Regions from separate parts of the Homo sapiens genome. Here region 1 is linked to region 2. A link is a contact called in ENCODE Hi-C or POLR2A ChIA-PET data. All regions are on one chromosome and are shown on one strand. The core of a region is the stretch at or near the end of the contact, and the rest is flanking DNA. Distances in the headings are between cores, read along the strand shown.

Region 1 (3,317 bases), core at 201-2,700, 150 kb after region 2:
ACTTGCAAGGTGACCCAATCCAATAGCCACATCTCTGGCCCAAGTTTATCACACCGCTCAGCTGATGCCTCCTACCTGAAACCTTCTCTGCCCAGGGATTCCACAACTCAGCGCTAGCTTTCATGACTTCCTAGATGCTGCCTTTCAGACTCCTTCTCCATTACCCTCCCAATATTGGAGTGCCCCAGGATTTGGCCATGGAATTTCTCTTCACTCTTTCCTCCAAGCCAAGCCAGGGGTCGTAAACTGACAGCTCATCTGTGTGGTTTAATCAGCTCATGAAGTTTAAAAACATCTGATTCAGTTGCTAACATCTAAAAACTCTGGAGATTTGACATCTTAAAAATACAGATTTTTTTATTCCTTTAGGGGAAAAAAAAAGAGTATGTTATTGGGCCAGCATTCTCACAACGGAACGGTCAGATGGATGGAGAAGAAGCTGCTCCCTAGATATTGGGTCCATTTGATATCTAAGGGAAGAGTCATATTCCCTGTAAGTACCAAAAGGCTCTCATCCCAGAGCCACCAGCACCTTGCAGTCAGTTCTTGGTCAACTTGACTGCAGGTTGGGAAGGGTCCGCAGGCGCCTCCTGGGGAGGGGTGGGACTGAAGGTCTCCGCCCACAGAGAACAGCTCTCCCGCAAAGACAAGAAATGCACGTTTCCACAGAATTACACAGCGCTAAATACAGAAACTCCTTTCAGTAAAAAGCGATTGCTATGAACGTGTTAAAGCATCAAGTCTGGTTTTCCGCCACCTCTCCGGGCTGAGGTGGCCTGGGGACACCAAGAGGAGGCCCTCCCACTCTCCTCTCGCACCCGCTTTTAGGTGGCCCTCTTCTAGGGCGGAGAGATCACCAAAAGCCGCTGAGCAAGGACAGCCCTTCCAGTCGTCGCTCGCGGGCACGGAGCTGGGAGCGCGCGGGAACCGACCGGGCCTTACTCTGGGGCGGGCAGCTGTAAGACATTCGGAGGGCGGGTCGGGCCTGGCTGGGGCGGAGACTGGGCGGGGCCGGGCCCGGGAGCCTCCTCAGCCCCACTGGCTTGCCCCGCGCGCGCTTCCTCCAGCCACCCCCACTTCCCCAACCCTGTACGGGTTCAGGGGGCCGGAGACAGCAGCTAGGGAATAAGGTCAAGCGGACTGGATCCGGCACCGCCCAGGGGCGGCGGCCTCCGCCCAGGAAGCCCCACCCAGCGGGAGCCAGGACGCCGCGGCGCCGGCAGAGCCCACGAGCGACCCGGCGAGGGCGCGTGCGGCGTGACGACGCGACTCGCGGCGCGTCCCGTGACGCCATCGCGCCCGCTTTTGAAAGTTGGCGCCCGGGGCCGCCTCCCATGCTGCCCTGCGCCAACCCCTCCCCTCACCTTTCCTCCCCCGCCCTCTACTCGCCGCCCGGCCGGTCCCCCCACCCGTCCCTTCCCTTATCAGCACCCGCGGCCCCGGCAGCGCCGACGCAGGCGCACTGCACCGCGCCGCCGCCATTTTGTGTCTGAGCCTGTGGAGCGATTAAACCGTGCGCGGAGCTGCTTCTTTGGCGGCAGCGGCGGCGGCGGTGGCCGGTGCGGACGCGCGGAGCTCGCCGGAGACGCCGGGTGGCCGGAGCCGTGGAGCGGCGGCGGAGCGGGCGCCGCGGGGGGTGTGGCGCGGAGGTAAGGGGGCCCGGGGTGGAGGAGGTTTCGCGGGCCGCCTCTAGGTGTCACGATGGGGCCGCTCCGGTCGGCGCTGGCTGCAGCCCGGCGCCAGCGCCGCCGCCGGGGGGTGTTTGTCTCCCTCTACCGTCCCTGCTGCGGCGCGGCCGCCGCCATTGCCCGTCGCCGCCGTGGCCCGGCCGCCCCCCCCACCCCCACGCCCGCCCGCCCGCCCGCCCGCTAGGCCTCCCTCCTGGCAGCGCGCTAGGCCTCGGGCGGCGGCAGAGGCAGAGGCCCGCGCGCCCGGCGACTCCATTTTCCTTCCTTTGTCTGCCCTCGAGGCCGGTTCTTGGCCGGCCGATCGCCCGGCCGCGGCCCGCCCTCTGTCCTGTGTCCTCCGCCCCTCCCGCGGCGGGTGGCCCCAGCTGAGACACTATCTCCGCGTCCCGGCTTCGGCGCCCGCCTAGCTTAAGGGTTCGGACCGACTGCCGCCGCGCGCTAAGCCAGGTCCCGGTGCCGTATGGGTGTCGGGCCCTGGCCGTCGCGTCTCGGGCTGCCCCTCCTCCAGCCAGCCCCGTCCCCGGAACCTACCCTGCCGGCCTGCGTGCCTTCCCAGCTGCTTGGCTGCTCGGCGGTCGCTCCCAGTCCGCGCGTCGCCGCCGCTGGTCTCCGTCTCCGCCGAGTGGCGCAGGCGGCGCTGCAGCGGCTGCGAGCAGAGGGACCCCAGAGCTGCCGAGAGCTCCCTCTGCAAGGCTGGCTGAGCTGCTCGCACCTCTACGCTGCCTGAGCGGGCGGGGGGACGCGCGCTCGCCGCCCCCGCTGCGCCCCCAAACTCGCGCCCGGGTTCCTGGCCGGACCCGACCGGTGCGGCCCCCCCACGGTGGGCGGAAAAGATGCGAGTTCCGCACCAAGTAGTTTTTATCCAGCCGGGTTCGGACTCCCCAGCCGAGTGATAGCAGCCTGACTTTGTGCGCTCAGAGATCTCAAAGGGACTGAAACTTAAATTTCATTCTGATCTCAAGTGACGTGACAAATTTCTGAATTTGGGAGTATGGGCTAAGTCCCTTGAGTTTCCCTCCCGCTTTAAAATGTCCTCACACTAACTTAGTACCTGATGCTCTAGGGCTAGGTGAAGGCGGTTCTGCCCCAGGATTGTGCAACTCGATCTAGAGCGCCAGTAGGGCAGAATGAGTTTATTCTTGACTCGACTGGTAATTTGCCCATGCGATGAAATATGAGGGTTGATGTTGTAATTGAATCCTGGGTCACTTGCTGCAGATGGTTTATAAATATCTACGCCTAATGTAACTACTGTTTAGTAGGAGACTTCCTGTAGCCCCGAGTTCAGCGTTAAGTAAACATTCGCATACGTAGTCTTCATACTTTGAGTTTCGATCAACTAGGAAAGTTAAAAACCAAGTCCTCATAGGTGGGAAAGGAAGTTAAACAAGGCATATATTTAAATTTATTCGGTCCTTAAGTTTTCTTTCTTCACTAAAAAGCATCCCGTTGAATTGCGGGAGTCTTTTGCTTTTCCGTAAATATTCTAGTGCCTTAATATAGTTCATTGCAGCAGTTAATGTATCAGTTCGGGTTGTTTTGGAGAGAAGAAAGTCTGGATTAACCTGTTTTTAGGAAGGAAGCTATGTTAAGTTTATGAAGAAATTAAACAGCCTGGTCCTAACCAAA
Region 2 (3,166 bases), core at 29-2,528:
TGTAATCCCAGCACTTTGGGAGGCTGAGGCAAGAGGATCCCTTGAGACCAGGAGCTCGAGACCAGCCTGGGCAAAATAGTAAGACCTCATCTCTACCAAAACCTTAAAAAATTAGCTGAGCGTGGTGGCGGGTATCTGTAGTCTCAGCTACTTGGGAGGCTGAGGCGGGAGGATCGCTTGAGCCCGGGAGCCGGAGCCTGCGGTGACCCATGTTCACACCACAGCACTCCAGCCTGGGTGACAAAGGGAGACCTTGTCTCAAAAAAATAAAAAATTGGCTGGGAACGGTGGCTCACACCTGTAATCCCAACGCTTTCGGAGGCCGAGGCGGGTGGATCACCTGAGGTCAGGAGTTCGAGAACAGCCTGGCCAACATGGTGAAACCCCGTCCCTACTAAAAATATAAAACTTAGCCGGGCGTGGCGGCGGGCGCCTGTAATCCCAGCTACTCCAGAGGCTGAGGCAGCAGAATGGCTTGAACCCGGGAGGCGGAGGTTGCAATGACCCGAGTCGTGCCACTGCGCTCCATCCAGCCTGGGTGACAAGAGCGAAACTCCGTCTCAAAGAAAAAACTAAAACTCTTCCCATGGTTTCCTTTTAAAACAGACCCTCCATGACCAACCCCTCCATTTCAATACCAGAGAGCCTAACCCGACCTGAAATCACTTTAGTCATGTATGACATCCGCTTCCCAGCCCCCTTCCTTAATGCTCTGGGTTCTGGAGACAGACCACGTCTGTTGGGAGTCCTCTGTGCCCACGCCTGGCACAGAGCCTGGCAAAGAGTAAGCGCTCAAGGAAGATCTGTGAACTTGATGCATGCTAAAAGGAAGCCCCGCGCTCTGCCGGGGCCCTGGAACTCAGGCCACCGGCTCCAGGCGGAAGCGAGCCCAAAGCCGGCCAGGCGGCAGCATCCGCTACCCCGTGGCTCAAGCCAGGCTCCGAGGTGAGAAACCGGGCGGGGACTCCTCACCTGCGCGCCGCGGAGGCCGTGCCAGATGGGCCCTGCCAAAGTCAGCCAGAGGTTCGGGCCCCACGCCTGGCCTTCCACCCTCCCCGGGGCAGCCGCGCCTCAGACCCTCGCGGTAGGGACGGTCCCCGGGACTGGGCGGCAACGCGCCCGGGAGCGGGGCCCCATCCCGGACGGAGACTGGGCCGGTGAGTCCTCGAGCTCTGGCTCTGGCTCCGGCTCCGGCTCCGGCTCCGGCTCCGGCTCCGGCTCCAGCAGGCTGGAGGGGCGGCCAGGCCAGACCCAGACTGGCTGGGCCTCGTCCGGCGCTGGGCCCGTTCCCCTGACAACGGCGCGGGCTACGGCGCCCCACAGCGGCCAAACCGCGCTGCGTCACTCCGCGCCGGTCCCCCGGCCAGGGCGGGGCTTGCCAGGGACCCTCTTGGTGCCCCAGTCGGCCCATTCCCAGATTCTTCCTAACCTTTCGTCTAGAAAATCCGCTTTTCCCTACTCCCGAGTCACAGCTTGTCTCCCCGAAATCCTAACATCTCAAAAGCGCCCCCTTCCAGTTTCTATCCTGAGACCACCGCTCTCAAGAAGAGACCTCCCCCAACCCCAGTCAACCTGCACACTTCAATGAGCGTATGTGCTGGAACATCCATGATATCCCGACCCTTCCGGGAGCTTACAGGTTAAGAGGCAAACAGATCTAGACAAATAAATTACACCACTAAAAATGCAGGTACCCCAGAATATAAAGCGAGAAGCGTAAGAGCTTAAAATAAGCAGCACAAAATATCTCATTTATTTATTGCCTTTAAATCAAGCAAAAATCAAGCCCCAATCTTCCAGGCTGATGGGAAATTCAGTCTTTTTCTATTTTTTAAACTGGTCTCTGTTACCCAGGCTGGAGTGCAGTGGCACGATCACGGCTCTCTGCAGCCTCGAACTCCTGGGCTCAGGCGATCCTCCCGCCTCAGCCTCCAGAGTAGCTAGGACTACAGGCGAACACCACCACGCCCGACTAATTTTCGCATTTTTTTGTAGAGGCGTGGTTTTGCCATGTTGCCCAGGCTGGTTTCGAACTCCTGAACTCAAGCGACCCGCCCACCTCAGCCTCCAAAAGTGCTAGGATTACAGGCGTGAGCCCCTGCCCGGCCGGGAAATTCAGTCTCAGTCTCCACTGTACTCCTTTTAGCTAGGTAATTCCAAAGGACTCATGTTTTCCTATAGCAAAAAACAACAATCAAAAACAAATAAGCAAAAAACTCTCTGGTCAGGGTTTTGTCTGGTACTGAGGCCACAACCATTGCTCCAGTCCACAAAGATTTTCAGGTTTGGGCTCTATGAGGCCATCCCTGCCTGAGGCCCCTGCCTCTCCCTGGGGCTGCCAGGGACAGACACCTGCTTCCTCTGCTCCATGGCCTGCAGCCTCCCTTCCCTTTCTCTACCTGGGAGACTTCCCTGCTAACTTGGTTTCCCTAAAAGTCCCCTCTCCTCTTCTCCTTGTGGACACTCAGAATGGAATCTTCTATGAGCTCAGGCTTTCTCAAAAGACAGGAAGACACTTTGTCTTCTGCTATCTGTCCTGTGCGCATCTCCAAGGCAGATATGACAGATAGGGAAAGAAAACATCCTTATCTCTAAAATGTATAAGTCACAAGCATACTTATTGTATGTTTTATTAGGCAACATAACTACTCCTTCTCTGTCACATGACAGGTGTGTGGGTCCTTGTGCAAGTGACATAACCTATTACTTAAATTCTTGTTTTCAAGACTGATAAACTCAAACTCAATGTGAGATAAATATCAATGCTATTCTGGCTTCAGAGTACAAGCTGACTACTTAACTCTTATCTGGAATTGGAAAACTTCGGGTCAAACAGAGATCATGACCCAGAAATCAAGGTGAAGGATGAGGCTGGATGCAGTGGCTCACACCTGTAATCCCAGCACTTTAAGGAGGCTGAGGCAGGAAAATCACTTGAAGCCAGGAGTTTGAGACCAGCCTGGGATACATAGAGAGACTCCCATCTCTACAAAAGATGAAAAAAAATAGCTGGGCCTGGTGGCCTGTGCCTATAGTCCCAGCTACTCACGAGGCTGGGGCAGGAGAAAAGAATCACTTGAGTTCGGGAGTTCAAGATTGCAGTGAATTACGATCATGCCACTGCACTCCAGCCTGGGTGAAAGTAAGATCTTATCTCTCAGCTGGT

Evidence for each region. A loop is a pair of places that touch in the nucleus more often than their neighbours do. ChIA-PET counts read pairs that join two places held with the same protein, here RNA polymerase II (POLR2A). Pooled maps may share reads with other maps.
Region 1: a loop to region 2 is called in a pooled map, with 3 times the contacts of the local background. The contact joins the promoter of CTCF here to the promoter of ZDHHC1 in region 2. A Hi-C loop is called at or near these places in 5 of 50 pooled maps. POLR2A ChIA-PET finds 5 or more read pairs at or near these places in 5 of 52 experiments (B cell, H1, activated T-cell and 2 more).

Annotation. Positions count from the first base shown.
Region 1 is chr16:67,561,076-67,564,392 of GRCh38, forward strand. CTCF (CCCTC-binding factor) reads left to right here and starts at 1,451. Exons shown (of 12, transcript NM_006565.4): 1 at 1,451-1,649. CTCF-DT (CTCF divergent transcript) reads right to left here and starts at 1,234. Exons shown (of 1, transcript NR_158165.1): 1 at 336-1,234. LOC124903703 (a long non-coding RNA gene) reads right to left here and starts at 2,375. Exons shown (of 2, transcript XR_007065094.1): 1 at 2,220-2,375. RefSeq lists enhancers at 543-592, 613-662, 1,807-2,669 and silencers at 893-1,902, 2,423-2,522.
Region 2 is chr16:67,415,199-67,418,364 of GRCh38, forward strand. ZDHHC1 (zDHHC palmitoyltransferase 1) reads right to left here and starts at 1,279. Exons shown (of 12, transcript NM_001323627.2): 1 at 973-1,279. It overlaps LOC124903702 (a long non-coding RNA gene), which reads left to right and starts at 705. Exons shown (of 2, transcript XR_007065093.1): 1 at 705-945. RefSeq lists a silencer at 946-1,335 and an enhancer at 1,168-1,825.